Regions from separate parts of the Homo sapiens genome. Here region 1 is linked to region 2. The links are chromatin loops, found by intact Hi-C in ENCODE. Cell type or tissue: gastrocnemius medialis. All regions are shown on one strand. Links, peaks and the distances in the headings refer to the core of each region. The heading gives the core; the rest is flanking DNA. Region 1 holds the start of LOC124902805 (translation initiation factor IF-2-like). Region 2 has its middle 11 kb from the start of RNH1.

Region 1 (8,689 bases), core at 273-8,272, 50 kb after region 2:
GGACTGCCCTAGTCCTTGCCAGGTCGCCAGCACCCTGGAGAAGCATGGGGCGTAGCCAGCTCGGAACTTGCCAGGCCCCAAAGGCCACGACTGCCTGTTGGGGACAGGAGATGCATGGACAGTGTGCTCAAGCTGTGGGCATGTGCTTGCCTGCGGGAGAGGTCCTTCACTGTGTGTACACAGCAAGAGCATGTGTGTGCCACTTCCCCTACCCCAACGTGAAAACCTCAATAAACTGCCCGAAGCAGCTTGAGTGTGTGTGGAGGCTGCGCTGGGCAGGGTCTGAGGTCTTGAACTTGAGCCTCCATGGGGTGCCACTGAGCAGTACCCTGACACACCTGGGGCTCACCACAGCTGGAGTATCTGAGAATAGGATCCCTCAGGGTGCTCAGTAGGGCCCAGGGCTGGGGCTTCCTGAGCTCCACATTCCATCTGCTCTGCCTCACCTAACCCCAGGGGCTCTCCTGTGAGGGCCCCAGCCTGGTGGGCCTGCTGGTTCAGCCTGGCCTGACTGTCCCAGGCATTTGTCTGGACCCCCTCCCACCTGACTCTCTGTCATGTTGCCTGTGCCCCGCCAGCAGCGGGAACTGAGGACGTCAGGACAAGCTAGACCCGCCCGTCAGGTTTACTGAGAACTTGTGGGGGTGGATCCCACACTCAGGTCAGCCAGTCCCAGGCTGCTTCACCACCCCAGGGAGGGTATGGGTACCAGTGGGCAGGGGCTGCCTCCTCTTCTCCAGGTGGGTGTGAAATGTCTGCTCTGAGCTTGCAGCTTTGAAATCAGGGCAGGGGCCAGGCATGGTGGCTCACGCCTGTAATCCCAGCACTTTGGGAAGCTGAGGCAGGCGGATCACCTGAGGTCAGGAGTTTGAGACCAGCCTGGCCAACATGATGAAACCCCGTCTCTACTAAAAATACAAAAAATTGGCCGGGCGTGGTGGAGGGTGCTTGTAGTTCCAGCTACTCGGGAGGCTGAGGCAGGAGAATGGCGTGAACCCGGGGGGCGGAGTTTGCAGTGAGCCGAGATCGCGCCACTGTGCTCCAGCCTGGGCAACAAAGCAAGACTCTGTCAAAAAAAAAAAAAAACAAAACCGGGTGTGGTGGCATGCACCTGTAATCCCAGTTACTTGGGAGGCTGAGGCAGGAGAATTAGTTGAACCTGGGAGGCAGAGGTTGCAGTGAGCTAAGATCACTCCACTGCACTCCAGCCTTAGTGACAGAGCAAGACTCTGTCTCCAAAATAAAAAAAAATTGTGTCCACAGCCCAGCCCCTGCCTGGGCCCTTGGGCTAGCTGTCACCTCTCCTGGTTCTAAGGGTAAGCCATACACTCCCAGCTCCAGGATCCATGGTTGGGGCTGGAGAAATCTTTTGTGTTGAGCAGAATGTGGAGGACCCCTATACCTGGGTACAGCCATGCATGGGAAGGCAGAGGATGGGGATGCCCTAGGTCAGGGGTGTCCAATCTTTTGGCTTCCCTGGGCCACATTGGAATACACTGAGGCCATACATGGGCCATACATGGAATACAGTAATGATAGCTGATAAGCTTTAAAAAAAAAATCGTAAAAAAAACTCACAATGTTGGCCAGGCACGGTGGCTCACACCTGTAATCCCAGCACTTTGGGAGGCCGAGGCGGGCAGATCACAAGGTCAGGAGATCAAGACCATCCTGGCTAACGTGGTGAAACCCCGTCTCTACTAAAAATACCAAAATTAGCCAGGCGTGTTGGCGGGCGCCTGTAGTCCCAGCTACTCGGGAGGCTGAGGCAGGAGACGAGCGTGAACCCAGGAGGCGGAGCTTGCAGTGAGCCGAGATTGGGCCACTAACTCCAGCCTGGGCGACAGATCGAGACTCTGTCTCAAAATAACAACAAAAAACAACTCACAATGTTTAAGAAAATTTATAGATTTGTGTTGGGCTGCATTCAAAGCTGTTCCATGGGCCAACAGTTGGACAAGTTTGCCCTAGATCATGGGGTCTTTGTGCTCTGAGAATGGGCGAGTTTGGGATGGACTCAGCTTTCTGTTGGTTGGCCCTGGATCTGGATCTGGTGCTGCCCCCTTTCTCTGGAGCACACAAAGGGAACAAGAAGGCCTGGACTTGGGCAAGGAAGCCATCCACAGGGCTCCCCAGAAGCCAGGGCCACCAGGAGCTCACTGCTGTGCAGAGGCAACTCGGCTTGGTTATTTCTTGCCTGAGGCAGGGAACAGGGAATGCAGGGAAGCCAGGCAGCAGCAGGAGGCTCCAAACGCTGGTGTCAGCAAGCCAGAACCCCCACCTGACTTCACTCCTGTCTGCCCAGCTCACAGTCGCCTGTCACTGGGAGGTCCTTGGGGCCTGGACCTGCCTGACCTGTGGCCCCAGAAGGGGCTAAGCCCAGAGTCACATGGGATGGAGCCTGGAATGCATAGGCCAAGTGGGTTGTGCCTGGGCAGCAGGCCTGGGATATGAGGGGCCTACTCCTCCATCCACAGCCCCGACCCACATTCTGGAGGGATGGTCGTACCTCTGTGACCAGCCCTCCACACCGTCACATAGGCCAGCAGGGGGCAATGCCAGGTGCCATCCAGAGCCCACCCCCATGTCCTCCCGGAGGTCATGAGCTCTGCCCTACGTACCCCAGCCCCACAATGGGAAGGAGGCATGGAGCTGGCAGAGCATGCGCCACGCCGTCCCTGTGTGTGTTTCTGAGGAACTCCTGTTCACTCTGAGGCCACTGCCTAGGTGCCCGTCCCTGGTCTGCTGCTGCTGGCTCTGATGAAGCTAACCAGCCTTCTTCCCCACCAAGAGGGTGTCCCAGCAGCAGCTATGGCTATGTTCCGGCGGGGGGAAGGCGGGGAGCCTTCCTCCTCACTGGCTGTTTCATTTTTTTATTTTTTTGAGGCAGAGTCTCTCGTCACCCAGGCTGGAGTGCAGCGGCGTAATCTCGTCTCGCTGCAACCTCCACCTCCCAGGTTCAAGCGATTCTCTTGCCTCAGCCTTCCAAGTAGCTGGGATTACAGGTGCCCACCACCATGCCTAGCTAATTTTTGTATTTTTAGTAGAGACGAGGTTTCACCATGTTGCCCAGGCTGGTCTTGAACTCCTGATCTCAAGTGAGCGATCACCCGCGTCTGCCTCCTGAAGTGTTGGGATTACGGGTGTGAGCCACCACACCCGGCCTCTCACTGGCTGTTTCAGGTGAACCAAATCCCATGGCCCCAAAAAGTGGCCAGAGTGCTTCAGATCACTCAGCAAACCTTTGAGTTGCTGAAAAGTTTACTTTTGAGTTTTAAACTGTACTTTGAAAACTATATTGTGAACTGTGTTGACATGAGGAAAGGCTGGGCTCCCTGAAAACATCCAGTTCCACAGCAGGGCGGGCCCAAGCCCAGCCAATCCCCAGGCAATGCAGGGCAGGGATCCCACCTGGTGTAAGTACGGGCAGAGGGCAGAGCCAGGCTGTATCGAGGGGCGGCGCTGGGACCCTCCTCGCCCAGAGTTCCTACTCATCCCCAGCACAGAAGTGCTCTGTAGGGCCAGCTGAGGACACCCCGGTTCACTGAGGGTGGCCCACAGTAAGTCGCCGTCTGGCAGTAAGTTAGCTCTGCAGGTGTGGACCCCAAGACCACACACAGCCTTTCTCAGGTGCAGGTCCTGCCAAGCCTCACTTCGCAGTGGTGACAGGCAACCCCGTCAGGGCAGGGAGCTTCCAAAGGCCAGTCCGAGTCCATGCCAGGCGTCCACTAAATCTGCCTCTCCCTCTCCAGCGAGCAGGTGCAGCCCTCAACTCCTGCAGGCCTGGGGAGCGGAGACAGGGCCTGTAGGCTCGGACACGACCCGGTCCTGATTTTAACAGTAGACTTGAGAAGGCAGGCTCAGCAGACAGGCTGCTGGAGGATCCACCCGCTGTCTCCCGCAGCGGCCCCACTGAAGCGGCAGAAACACACAGAAGCACCAAATCTGTCACTCTCTTCCCGTAGGAAGTCCCCAGAGGTGGCCCTCCGGAGGATGGTCCTGTTGGCTGAAGATATGACCACACCTGTGCCTGCCCAGGGCCACCTTCAGCTTGGCAACAGGAACTCCGCACACTGGTACCCTGGACACACAAGGAAAAGAAAGTTCCCTCCAAGAGGGTATCTGGCCCAGCCTCAGCCCCACCAAGCGGAGGGCAGCAAAGCCCCCGAATGATTTCGCTTACCCCCACCCGCCGTCCCTGCTGGCCAGACAGGCACACCCCGTCCATAGGGCACCCCCTCCCCACGGTATCCAGCTGCCCTCGCGTCCCCGTGTGGCCGCTCGCCTGCCCGCCAGACCCGGACACGGGGCCAGGAGGGTCGCGCTGCCCAGGCACAGATCAGCCGCTGTCACACGCACAGTGGGTCTGGGGCAGCGCAGTGTGCGGTGGGCAGGGGCTGCCCTGCGCCTGGAGGCACTGCCGGGTGGGCGGGCGGAGGGATTGACCCCACCCCCGTCCCCTCCAACTTGGGCGTCCGAGCCCCGCCGCGCCTGCCCAGCCCGACCCCCCGCAGCCCCCGCGGGAGGGCGGCCTCTGAGGGGCGCCCCGCCCGCCAACCTGGGATCCCTCGCGCGTCACCTGCGACCCCGGCGCGGGGCCGTCGCCGGCTCTCGGCCCAACTTCAGCTGCGGCCGCTGGCACCCTCTCGCCCCCCGGCCCGACCCGACCGGCCCCGGGCCCCGCGGCTCCACGCCCAGCCCCGTATGCAAATGACCTGGTCCCTCAGCCAATGGCCGGCCTAGCCGGGCCCGCCCTACCGCAACGCAGCCAGTGGGCGCGAGGGGGGTTCGCGACGCCCCGCCCACCGCCGCGCGGCCCTTCGCGGGCGAGGCCGGCGCGTTCTTTTCTGCACGTCTGCCCGGGGAGGGGCGGCACCTGCCGGGCGGGGCCTGCGGGGCGCCAGCTGCGAGGGCGCGGCGGGGCCAGGGCGCGTCCCCCGGCCGGGCGGATGGTACGGCCCGAGGTGGTCCTCCTCCCGCCGCGCGGTGGTATGGCCCGGGCTCGCGGGGCTTCCGGGCTGGGCGTGGGGCGCAGCCTGGCGACGGGTCCTCCGCCCGCGGGTGTGCGTGGGGCGGCAGGGCCGGCCGGGAGCTGCCCCTCTTCCCGCGGCGCGGTGGTACGACCCGGCCGCCTCCGTGCCCCGCACCCGCGTCCCGCGGGCCCGCCCCCCCCAACCCGCTGGGCGCCCGGCGCACGTATCCCGGGCCGTGACCCGGGTGGGGCCTGCGCGGGCCCGGACACGGCGTCCTCGGGACGCACGCACCACCCCCCGGGCGGCTTGGGGTCCCCAAAGGACGCCCGGGTCCGTCCTGCTGGCGAAGAGGGGGCTCTGGCTCTGCCTGGTTTGCCTGGCGACCCCCACGGGGCGCCCTTGGGGGCTCTGGGTCCCTCCTGCGCGCTCTGTCTCCGCGGAAGCCTCTGGAGCCTGGAGGGGGTGCCTCAAGGGCTCAGGGGTCTTCGCAGCCCTGTGCCGGTCTTTGAGGGGACGAGGCGAGAGAATCCTGTCTGTGCGCTGAAAACGTGTAAAATCAAAGGAGCCTTGACGGTTTGACCTTCGTTAGGACTCGCAGGGCCAGCTTCAGACGTGGAAGTATCGGACTCCGGGGTGGGGCTCCAAAGTGGCAGCCAAAGGAGATTTGGCCGCCGGCCCCCCTTGGCACTGTCACCCTGGTCCTCGGCCCCGGGCCGTCTCCCCTCAGCTCCCTGGCCCTAAACTCACCGCCCTGCTCTTTGTCCTCCCCTGGCCCCATGACCTCCCTGCCTCGGCATCCGCGCAGGCCTGGGCCGCAGCCTGCCCCCTGCCCCAGCCCCGGCGGCAAAGTGCTGGGGCCCCAGGGAGCTTCCGAACCAGCCCATGTCCTCAGGGGCTTGAAGGCTGGGGACAAAAATTCAGATGCAGAGTCTGGGGTGACTCAGACATGATCAGCAAGACATGACCGAGGTCTTGCTGACCCCTTGACCCTTGGCCCCCGATAGAACCGAGTGGCTCCTTGCACCTGTGGCTGCCTGTGGATGGGGAAGGTGCCCAGAGGATCACGGAGCCACTCGGTTCTATTGGGGGTCAGGGGTCAGCAAGACCTCGATCCTGTGGGTCGTGAAGGAGCCTCTAAGAGTCAGTGGGGTCCCTGAGAAGGCCCACGTCTTCATGGCAGGGCAGAGGCTCCTAGGGCAGTCAGACTAGGGGACAAGAAGGGGCAAGAGGACAGGGCAGCTCTGTGTTCCTGTCGTGCCCTGCTGACGTGAACCCACTTCTGCCCCCAGTCCTGCCAATTTCACAGGCACCTTTTCTCAGCATCTGTAGTGAGTGGGATGGTCCCTCCGCCAAAAAGAAGATATATCCACATCCTAATACCCAGGCTTCCTAAATGTGCCCTCATCGGGAGAAAGCATCTTTGCAGATGTCATTAAGGGAAACATCTTGAAACGAGATCATCCTGGACTTTCTGGGTGGGCCCTAAATCCAATGATCAGTGTCCTTATAAAAGACAGGGAAAACAGGCCGGGTGTGGTGGCTCAAGCCTGTAATCCCAGCACTCTGGGAGGCCGAGGTGGGCAGATCACCTGAGGCCAGGAGTTTGAGGCCAGCCTGGCCAACATAGTGAAACCCCATCTCTACTAAAAATACAAAAAAATCAGCCGGGCATGGTAGTGTGAGCTTGTAATCCCAGCTACTTGGGAGGCTGAGGCAGGAGAATCGCTTGAACCTGGGAGGTTGGCAGTGAGCTGAGATCACGCCACTGCACTCCAGCATGGGCAACAGAGTACGACTCTGTCTCAAACAGACAAACAAAAAACACAAAAAAAGAGAGAAGGCCGGGCGCGGTGGCTCATGCCTGTAATCCCAGCACTTTGGGAGGCCGAGGAGGGTGGATCACCTGAGATCAGGAGTTCGAGACCAGCCTGATCAACATGGAGAAACCCCGTCTCTACTAAAAATACAAAATTAGCCGGGCGTGGTGATGCATGCCCGTAATCCCAGCTACTCGGGAGGCTGAGACAGGAGAATCACTTGAACCTGGGAGGTGGAGGTTGAGGTGAGCCGAGATCGCGCCATTGCACTCCAGCCTGGGCAACAGAGCAAGACTCCGTCACAAAAAAAAAAAAAAAAAAAAGGCTGGGCGCGGTGGCTCACGCCTGTAATCCCAGCACTTTGGGAGGCCGAGGCAGGCGGATCACGAGGTCAGGAGATCGAGACCATCCTGGCTAACACAGCGAAACCCTGTCTCTACTAAAAATACAAAAAATTAGCCGGGCGAGGTGGCGGGCGCCTGTAGTCCCAGCTGCTCGGGAGGCTGAGGCAGGAGAATGGCGTGAACCCGGTGGGCGGAGCCTGCAGTGAGCAGAGATTGCACCACTGCACTCCAGTCTGGGCGACAGAGCAAAACTCTGTCTCAAAAAAAAAGGAGAGAAAGAGAAAAGAGACACAGACACAGAGGGAGGCCATAGGAAGCCATAGCCAAGGAACGCCTGGAGATGAAGCTGGGAGAAGAAGGACCTCCCCAGATCCTCAACAAGGAGGGTGGCCCTGCCAGCCTGGATCTCTGACTGCTGGCTTCCAGACTGAGAGAATGCCTTTCTGTTGTCTAAGGGCTCTGGTTTGTGGCCGTTTGATATGACAGCCCTGGGACACACAGACACCTGCCTTCCCTAGGTAGAGAATGCAGCCCTGCCTGTTCCCTCCCCCAGCTCTGAGAGTTTTGACTCCTTTGTTCTCTCCCCACCCACCTCCTCCAGCCACCCCTGCCCCTGCCTCCCCCAGGCATCCACCTGGCTCTGGGGCTCCCTGCTGCTGGGAGTGGGATGGGTCTCAGCAGGGGGCGATGACTGGGCTCATTGCCCACCAAGCCCTGTATGTGCACACGGACCTGATGGTGGGGTGGGGGGCAGGGGTGGGAAGGGGCTGGGCTAGGCCCTCCGGGATAAGCTGGCCTGGCGGGACAGAAGCAAGGGAGCTCCCAGCCCAGCTCCATCCTCCCGTGCACACCAGGAGCATGCACACCATGCTTGCGTCTGCAAGGGGCAGGGGCAGCACACGGCAGTGTCGACCAGGAATCTGGCCGGAGCCTCAGAGTACAGGTCTGTGTGAGGCTGTGTGGGCAGGATGCACATGTGTGCACACTGACACTAGCAGGTGATGGGGGTTGGGGGGTGACCCGTCAGTGTACGGGGGAGGTGACAGTACTGATGAGGGGGTTGTATACAGGAGGTGTCTGCCTGCTGGTGTGTGAGGCATCTATCCACGTGCGAGCAGGTAAGGAGTCATTTTATGTCAGGTGTGTGGGTAGCGGTGGGGGTGGGAGTCAGGAGGTATTGGTATGTGCCCCTGCTCTCATGCTCTCAAGTACCACCTATGCACAGTTTGGGCCTAGTTTGGCTCTGGGCAGCTGCCTGGAGATACTTCTCACACCTGAGCCTGAGTGCTGTCTGACATACCTGGGTTGGTTGTGCACTGACCAAGGATTATGCTCACTGAGGACGTCCTTCATGTCTCCATGTGGATGTCTGTGTTTATTTATTTTTTATTTTTTTGAGACGGAGTCTCGCTGTCGCCCAGGTTGGAGTGCAGTGGCGTGATCTCGGCACTGCAGGCTCCGCCCCCTGGGGGTTCACGCCATTCTCCTGCCTCAGCCTCCCGAGTAGCTGGGACTACAGGCGCCCGCCACCTCGCCCGGCTAATTTTTTGTATTT
Region 2 (8,689 bases), core at 211-8,210:
CCCACAGTGCTAGGATTACAGGTGTGAGCCACCACCCCCAGCCATTTTTTTTTTGAGACGAGGTCTTGCTTTGTTGCCCAGACTAGAGTGCAGTGACATTATCTCGGCTCACGGCAACCTCTGCCTCCCAGGCTGAAGCAATCCTCCCACCTCTGTCTCCCTAGTAGCTGGGACCACAGGTGCACACCCCCACACCCGGCTAATTTTTTGTATTTTTGGTAGAGACAGGGTTTCACCATGTTGCCCAGGCTGGTCTCCTGAGCTCATGCAATCTGCCCACTTGACCTCCCAAAGTGCTGGGATTACAGGTGTGAGCCACTGTGCCCAGCCTATTATTATTATTATTTATTGTTTTTTTGGTCTTGAGGGAGGGTAGGGTGGTGGGAGCCCAGTTGGGGAGGGAGTGAGGAGTGGTCAATAAAGTATTTTAAATTGAGGCATATGCATTGTTTTGTAAACATAATGTTATTGCACACCTGACTGCACTGTGGTATAAACATAACTTTTATATGCAGTGGAAAACCGAAAAATCCCTCCGACTGGCTTTATTGCGACATTTGTGTTATTGCGGTGTCTAGAACTGAACCGTGGTAACCCAGGCCCGCCTGTGCTAACTTCCAGCACTACCGAGGTTGACGCAGCTAGATGGTTTTCTCCCCGGCTGGTTGCTGCTTCTCACCCACAGAGGCGGTGGAGCCCTTGGAACTGGGCAGAACACAGGGCTGCCTTGTCACCACTGCCTGGCTGAACCTGAAATTGGGCCGTTTGACAGAAAGACTTGAAAGGGCCACCAGTAAATTCTTTTTTCTTTTCATTGATTTTCCTCTTCTTACTTTCCTCCTCCTGAAGTTGGGGTCATGTCCCAAGAAGACCCACAAGGCCTGGCCTGTGGGTGCACATGTGGGGAGGGTCAGGTCTGTCGGCTGAGGAGGGCATTGGTAGGGGACTTTGAGCAGTGCTGCTCCGGAGACACGAATGATGGGATGGGAGGCTCTCCCATATCTGCCGAGAGCACAGCACCCCATGACTCCTGGGAGCTTGTCATAGATGCTGCAGATGAGTCCTTCCTCAGACGGGATATTTGCTAATGCCTCTGCCAGCCTGGGCTTGTCTTCTCAGGGCCTTTCAAAATGCACACACCCTTCATTCTCATGATGTCCAGTGGATCAGGTTTTCCTTTATGTGTCATGCTTTTAGTGTTTAAGAATCATTTCTCTAACCCAAGTCACACTGACATCCTCCTTTTCATTCTTAACGCACATTTTACAGTTGTAGGCCTTACATTTTGGCTTATAATAAGTTCTGAGGCCAGGCACAGTGCTCACACCTGTAATCCTGGCACTTTGAGAGGCCAAGGCGGGTGGATCACCAGAGGTCAGGAGTTTGACACAAGCCTGGCCAACATGGTGAAACCCCGTCTCTACTAAAAATACAAAAAGTAGCCAGGTGTGGTGGCGGGCACCTGTAATCCCAGCTACTCCAGAGGCTGAGGCAGGAGAATCACTTGAACCTGGGAGACAGAGGTTGCAGTGAGTCAAGATTGTGCCACTGCCCTCCAACCTGGGCGAGAGAGTGAGACTCCATCTCAAAAAAATTAATAGTAAATTTTGAATGGATTTATATATGTACTGTCATGTATAGATTGAAGCTTCCATTCATATGTGTAGCCCCGTCATTCTAGTACCATTTGTTGCTAAGATTCTCCTTTCTCTGCTGAATTTGCTTACACTTATTTCAAAATCAGTTGAGCATGTATGTGAGGGTCTACTCTCGATCCTCTATTCTGTTCCACTGATCTATTTGTCTATCCTGTTACCAATGCCACACTGTCTGGATTTCTGAACCTTTATAACACATCTTGGGCCAGGTGCAAAGGTTCACGCCTGTAATCCTAGCACTTTGGGAGGCCGAGGTGGGTGGATCACTTGAGGCCAGGAGTTCAAGACCAGCCTGGCCAACATGGCGAAACCCGTCTCTACCAAAAATACAAAAACTAGCCAGGCATGGTGGTACACGCCTGTAATCCCAGCTACTCGGGAGGCTGAGGTACAAGAATCACTTGAGCCCCAGAGGCGGAGGCTGCAGTGAGCTGAGATCGTACCACTGCACTCCAGCCTGAGTGACAGAGCGAGCCTCCATCTCAAAAAAAAAAAAACCCAAATCTTGAAGCCAGGCATAGAATGCCCTCTCACTTGACCATTGTTTTCCAGAGCTGTTTTGATGATTGTAGGCCCACAGCATTGCCACACACTGAAACACAGGCCCATGAGCACACATATATGTATAATACAAATATAAGTGCACACCATGACGCAGTGAAATTTATCACAGGAATGCAAGGCTGGTTCAACATGAAATATGAGCCAATGGAATTCACCATATAAGCAGATTAAAAGACAAAAAGACGGCCGGACGTGGTGGCTCACATCTGTGATCCCAGCACTTTGGGAGGCTGAAGCAGGAGGATTCTGAGCAACATAGTGAGACCTGGTCTCTAAATAAATAAAATAAGACAAAAATACATCATCATTTCAGTAGACTTAGAAAAGGCATTTGACAGAATCCAGCAGGCTTATAAAGCTTTTTAATTATTTTTTTCTCCCTCTCCCTCTCCCTCTCCCTTCGGTCTCCCTCTGTTGCCGAGGCTGGACTGTACTGCTGTGGTCTCGGCTTGCTGCAGCCTCCCTGCCCCGGGCTCCCATGGTTCTCCTGCCTCGGCCTGCCAAGTGCCTGGGATTGCAGGCATGCACCGCCACGCCTGACTGGTTTTTGTATTTTTGGAGGAGACGGGGTTTTGCCCTGTTGACCGGGCTGGTCTCCGGCTCCTGACCTCCAATGGTCTGCCCGCCTCGGCCTCCCGGGGTGCTGGGATTGCAGACGGAGTCTTGCTCACTCAATGCTCAGTGTTGCCAAGGCTGGAGCGCAGTGGCGTGATCTCAGCTCGCCACAACCTCTACCTTCCAGCTGCCTGCCTTGGCCTCCCAAAGTGCTAAGATTACAGCCTCTGCCCGGCCGCCACCCCGTCTGGGAGGTGAGGAGCATCTCTGCCCGGCCGCCCATCGTCTGGGAGGTGAGGAGCGCCTCTGCCCGGCCGCCCGGTCTGGGAAGTGGGCGCCTCTGCCCAGCTGCCCCGTCTGGGAGGTGGGGGGCGCCTCTGCCTGGCTGCCCCGTCTGGGAGTTGAGGGGTGCCTCTGCCCGACCGCCCCACCTGGGAAGTGAGGGGCACCTCTGCCCAGCCACCGCCTTATCTGGAAGGTGGGGAGCGCCTCTGCCCGACTGCCCCGTCTGGGAAGTGGGCGCCTCTGCCCGGCCGTCCCATCTGGGGGGTGAGGAGCACCTCTGCCCGGCCACCCCGTCTGGGAGGTGAGGAGTGCCTCTGCCAGGCCGCCCCGTCTGGGAAGTGTACCCAACAGCTCCAAAGAGACAGCGACCATCGAGAACGGGCCATGATGACAGTGGCAGTTTTGTCAAAAAGAAAAGGGGGAAATGTGGGGAAAAGAAAGAGAGGTCAGATTGTTACTGTGTCTGTGTAGAAAGAAGTAGACATAGGAGACTCCGTTTTGTTCTGTACTAAGAAAAATTCTTCTGTCTTGGGATGCTGTTAATCTATAACCTTACCCCCAACCCCGTGCTCTCTGAAACGTGCTGTGTCAACTCAGGGTTAAATGGATTAAGGGCGGTGCCAGATGTGCTTTGTTAAACAGATGCTTGGAGGCAGCATGCTCGTTAAGAGTCATCACCATTCCCTAATCTCAACTACCCAGGGACACAAACACTGCGGAAGGCCGCAGGGACCTCTGCCTAGGAAAACCAGAGACCTTTGTTCACGTGTTTATCTGCTGACCTTCTCTCCACTATTATCCTATGACCCTGCCACATCCCCCTCTCTGAGAAACACCCAAGAATGATCAATAAATAAAAAATAATAATAATAAAATTTTTTTTTTTTTGAGATGGAGTCTCGCTCTGTCGCCTAGGCTGGAGTGCAGTGGCCCATCTCAGCTCACTGCAAGCTCCGCCTCCCGGGTTCACGCCATTCTCCTGCCTCAGCCTTAGGAGTAGCTGGGACTACAGGTGCCCGCCACCACGCCCAGCTAATTTTTTGTATTTCTGGTAGAGACGGGGTTTCATGGTGTTAGCCAGGATGGTCTCGATCTCCTGACCTCGTGATCCACCCGCCTCGGCCTCGCAAAGTGCTTGGGATTACAGGCGTGAGCCACCGCGCCAGGTCAGCTTTTTAAATTTTTTTTGTATTGTTGGTAGAGATGGGGTTTCATTTGGCCAGGCTGGTCTCCAACTCCTGACTTCGTGATCCGGCCGCCTCCGCCTCCCAAAGTGCTGGGATTACAGACGTGAGTCACCCTGCCCGGCCGCCTGTTCACTTTATTACTTGGAGACCGTATTCCATTCCCATAACCCAGGGGAGGAGGCACGCACGAGCCGACACCAGCAGGTGGGGCAGGAAACGCAGCCAGCGCGGAACCGGACGCCCAGGAGCCGGCCCCGGGCTGCCCACGACGGGGCCGCCGGAGAGGACTCGCGGCGCCCCCTCCTGGATGTGGCCGGCGGCGCGCGAGGAAGGAGCCGCCCCGAACGCGCGAGCGAGGCCGGGACTCGGGCGCCCTCTGCCGGCCGCTCTGAGGGACCGGGGCGGGGGGGCGTGTCTCCCGGTCACGTGACCTGGAAACCCCGCCCCCAAACCGAGGGGAACTTGCGGCCCCAAGACGCGGCGCGCTTACGAGGGCGCGCGAGGCGCCGCACGGGGGAGGCTTCTCCGAAAGCCGCGAGGGCAGCTCCCGTGTGTCCGCTGTGCAAACCGGTCCTTCCGCCAAAAACCTGCTGTCTGGCTTTTCTCAGGTAAGAACTACCCAAAAGCTAGACGACATTTTCAGAACATACAAGTACAAATAAGAAGAGGGAAAATCACCCGCAGTTCACCCCTGAGCCGCGCGCATTCCTTAGATCTCCGTGTTTCTTCCTAAAGGAACGTGGCCTGATACACAGGTGAGCTTTATTAGAACGCGGGCTGATACACAGGTGAGCTTTATTAGAACGCGGGCTGATACACAGGTGAGCTTTATTAGAACGCGGGCTGATACACAGGTGAGCTTTATTAGAACGCGGGCTGATACACAGGTGAGCTTTATTAGAACGCGGGCTGATACACAGGTGAGCTTTATTAGAACGCGGCCTGATACACAGGTGAGCTTTATTAGAACGCGGCCTGATACACAGGTGAGCTTTATTAGAACGCGGCCTGATACACAGGTGAGCTTTATTAGAACGCGGCCTGATACACAGGTGAGCTTTATTAGAACGCGGCCTGATACACAGGTGAGCTTTATTAGAACGCGGCCTGATACACAGGTGAGCTTTATTAGAACGCGGCCTGATACACAGGTGAGCTTTATTAGAACGCGGCCTGATACACAGGTGAGCTTTATTAGAACGCGGCCTGATACACAGGTGAGCTTTATTAGAACGCGGCCTGATACACAGGTGAGCTTTATTAGAACGCGGCCTGATACACAGGTGAGCTTTATTAGAACGCGGCCTGATACACAGGTGAGCTTTATTAGAACGCGGCCTGATACACAGGTGAGCTTTATTAGAACGCGGCCTGATACACAGGTGAGCTTTATTAGAACGCGGCCTGATACACAGGTGAGCTTTATTAGAACGCGGCCTGATACACAGGTGAGCTTTATTAGAACGCGGCCTGATACACAGGTGAGCTTTATTAGAACGCGGCCTGATACACAGGTGAGCTTTATTAGAACGCGGCCTGATACACAGGTGAGCTTTATTAGAACGCGGCCTGATACACAGGTGAGCTTTATTAGAACGCGGCCTGATACACAGGTGAGCTTTATTAGAACGCGGCCTGATACACAGGTGAGCTTTATTAGAACGCGGCCTGATACACAGGTGAGCTTTATTAGAACGCGGCCTGATACACAGGTGAGCTTTATTAGAACGCGGCCTGATACACAGGTGAGCTTTATTAGAACGCGGCCTGATACACAGGTGAGCTTTATTAGAACGCGGCCTGATACACAGGTGAGCTTTATTACTGATTTTTTTTTTTTATGGGGAATCTCGCTCTGTCGCCCAGGCTGGAGTGCAATGGTGCGATCTCGGCTCTCTGCAACCTCCGCCTCCCGGGTTCCAGTGATTCTCCTGCCTCAGCCTCCCGAGTAGCTGGGATTACGTGCGCCACCACGTCCGGCTCATTTTTTTGTATTTTCAGTAGGGACGGGGTTTCATCATGTTGGCCAGGCTGGTCTCAAACTCCTGGCCTCAAATGATCCGCCCACCTCAGCCTCCCAAAGTCCTGGCGTTACAGGCATGAGCCACCGCGCCCGGCCTAGTATTGAATATTTCAAACATACAAACAGGTTTTTTAAAAATAATGAGCCCCATGCCTGACCTCTCCCCTTAAACACATGCTCAGAGCCCCCCGAGTCGCCCTCTCCCCTCCATCCAGGGTCTCCTGGAGGCCTCTGCCGCCTGAGTTCTGTCTCCGTCCTTTCTGTTCCCTGAGGCCGTGCTCACCCCTACGCCTTCCCAGATGGCGAGGGCCTTTCCTGCGCCTCTGAACAATTTGGAAACGCTGCACAATGCGCACCCACCCGCCAGCTGCTGGTTCCATTCAACAGAATTGGGGTGGGAATTGTCCATATTGAGACCGCGTCGGTTATTCATCTCAGCTGCTGTTGACTACTCCGCTGCCTGAACACCGGCATTTACTCACCGATGCTCTCGTCTTGTCTGACTTTATGCAAACACTGCCACCGCCAGCGTACTCCGGACCTCTGTGTGCCCAGACACGGGGCAGACGCCCTGCCAGGCCCAATCGCCCCCCAGCGGTGGCTCTCAGAATTTACGCTCCCGCCCCAGGGCACAGGCTCCCTCCCCGCTCCAGACCTTCACTAGCCACTGGTTCGACTGCCTCAGGCCTCCCTGTCCCCACCCTAGTCATGAGAATATGAAATGGTAACTCACCATGGGTCTAGCTGGCATTTCACCAAGTACTAGTCAGGCATACTTCCGCTTGGTTCTGCCTGTTCCTACCCTTTGCTTTGTGCGTTTTGAGACAGGCATCTGGAGTGCAGTGCCATGATCACAGGTCACTGCAGTCTGAACCACCTGGGCTCAAGCAACCCTCCTGCCTCAGCCTCCCGAGAAGCTGCGACTACAAGCACACACCACTGTGCCCAGCTAATTTTTGTATTTTTGGCAGGGACGGGATTTTGCCATGTTTTCCAGGCTGGCCTTGAACTCCTAGCTCAAGCAACTGGCCCACCTCAACCTCTCAAAGTGCTAGGATTATAGGTGTGAGCCCCTGCACCCAGCCAAGAGATATTTTCAAAAACAATTACAGCCCGGTGAGGTGGCTCACGCCTGTAATCCCAGCACTTTGGGAGACCGAGGCGGGCAGATCACGAGGTCAGGAGATCGAGACCATCCTGGCTAACACGATGAAACCCCGTCTCTACTAAAAAATACAAAAAATTAGCTGGACGTGGTGGCGAGCGCCTGTAGTCCCAGCTACTCGGAAGGCTGAGGCAGGAGAATGGCGTGAACCTGGGAGGCAGAGGTTGCAGTGAGCCGAGATCACGCCACTGCACTCCAGCCTGGATGACAGAGCAAGACTCCGTCTCAAAAAAAAAACGATTAAAATCAGCTGCCCAAAACAGCTCTCATAACCCAAATGAAGGCAGAAAAGGGAAGATAAGATACAGGAAACAAATAGCATGAATGGAAAAATAAAAAAATCTAAATCCAAATATATCAATAATTACATTAAATGCAAATGGTCCAAGCATATTAATCAATTCTTTTTTTGAAAGAGTGTCTTGCTCTGTCATGCAGGCTGGAGTGCAGTGGTACGATCACGGCTCACTGCAGTCTCAACCGCCTGGGTTCAAGTGATTCTCACTTTATCCTCCAGAGTAGCTGAGACTACAGGCACGCACCACAATGGCTGGCTGATTTCTGGTTTTTTTGTTTTGTTTTGTTTTGTTTTGTTTGAGACAGAGTCTCACTCTGTCGCCCAGGCTGGAGTGCAGTGGCGCGATCTCAGCTCACTGCAAGCTCTGCCTCCCGGGTTCAGGCCATTCTCCTGCCTCAGCCTCCCAAGTAGTTGGGACTACAGGCGGCCGCCACCACGCCTGGCTAATTTTTTGTATTTTTTAGTTGAGACGGGGTTTCACTGTGTTAGCCAGGATACTCTCGATCTCCTGACCTCGTGATTCGCCCACCTCGGCCTCCCAAAGTGCTGGGATTACAGGCGTGAGCCACCGCACCTGGCCATTTCTGTACTTTTTGTAGAGATGGAGTTTCACCATGTTGCCCAGGCTGGTCTCAACTCCTGAGCTCAAGCAATCCGCCCACCTTGGCCTCCCAAAGTGCTGGGATTACAGGAGTGGGCCACCTCACCTGCCCTTTTTTTGTTTTGTTCTGGTAAATAAATTCTGACATTCTCTGTATACATTTTCTTTTCTTTTGAGACAGAGTTTCACTCGTTCCAAAGCGCAAAGGTTGGAGTGCAGTGGCGCAATCTCGGCTCACTGCAACCGTCACTTCTTGGGTTCAAGCGATTCTCCTGCATCAGCCTCCCAAGTAGCTGGAATTACAGGCATGTGCTTCCACGCCCGGCTAATTTTTGTATTTTTAGTAGAGACGA

What was found. Peaks named below come from ENCODE experiments on the same cell type or tissue, not always from the same donor. Only the 100,000 strongest peaks of a DNase experiment are listed, where the experiment ranks them.
Region 1: a loop joins it to region 2, with 6 times the contacts of the local background. A loop is called at or near these places in 13 of 110 quality-filtered maps.

The regions. Positions count from the first base shown.
Region 1 is chr11:563,773-572,461 of GRCh38, forward strand. LOC124902805 (translation initiation factor IF-2-like) reads left to right here and starts at 7,822. Exons shown (of 4, transcript XM_047428004.1): 1 at 7,822-7,872. The coding sequence starts at 7,822. It overlaps MIR210HG (MIR210 host gene), which reads right to left and starts at 4,685. Exons shown (of 2, transcript NR_038262.1): 1 at 4,580-4,685; 2 at 1,885-4,081. It overlaps MIR210 (microRNA 210), which reads right to left and starts at 4,426; the gene lies at 4,317-4,426. It overlaps RASSF7 (Ras association domain family member 7), which reads left to right. Exons shown (of 6, transcript NM_003475.4): 6 at 1-253. RefSeq lists enhancers at 1,922-2,476, 2,477-3,031, 5,617-6,367. In gastrocnemius medialis, for the core only: no CTCF peak of the experiment used is centred there; a DNase peak (open chromatin) is centred at 4,799; H3K4me3 peaks cover 2,018 bases; H3K27ac peaks cover 2,376 bases.
Region 2 is chr11:514,251-522,939 of GRCh38, forward strand. It overlaps a transcript of LRRC56 not described here. Among named protein-coding and RNA genes, the nearest start is that of RNH1, 11 kb to the left of the region's middle. In gastrocnemius medialis, for the core only: a CTCF peak has its summit at 4,628 (motif pointing left); a DNase peak (open chromatin) is centred at 4,411; H3K4me3 peaks cover 972 bases; H3K27ac peaks cover 1,851 bases.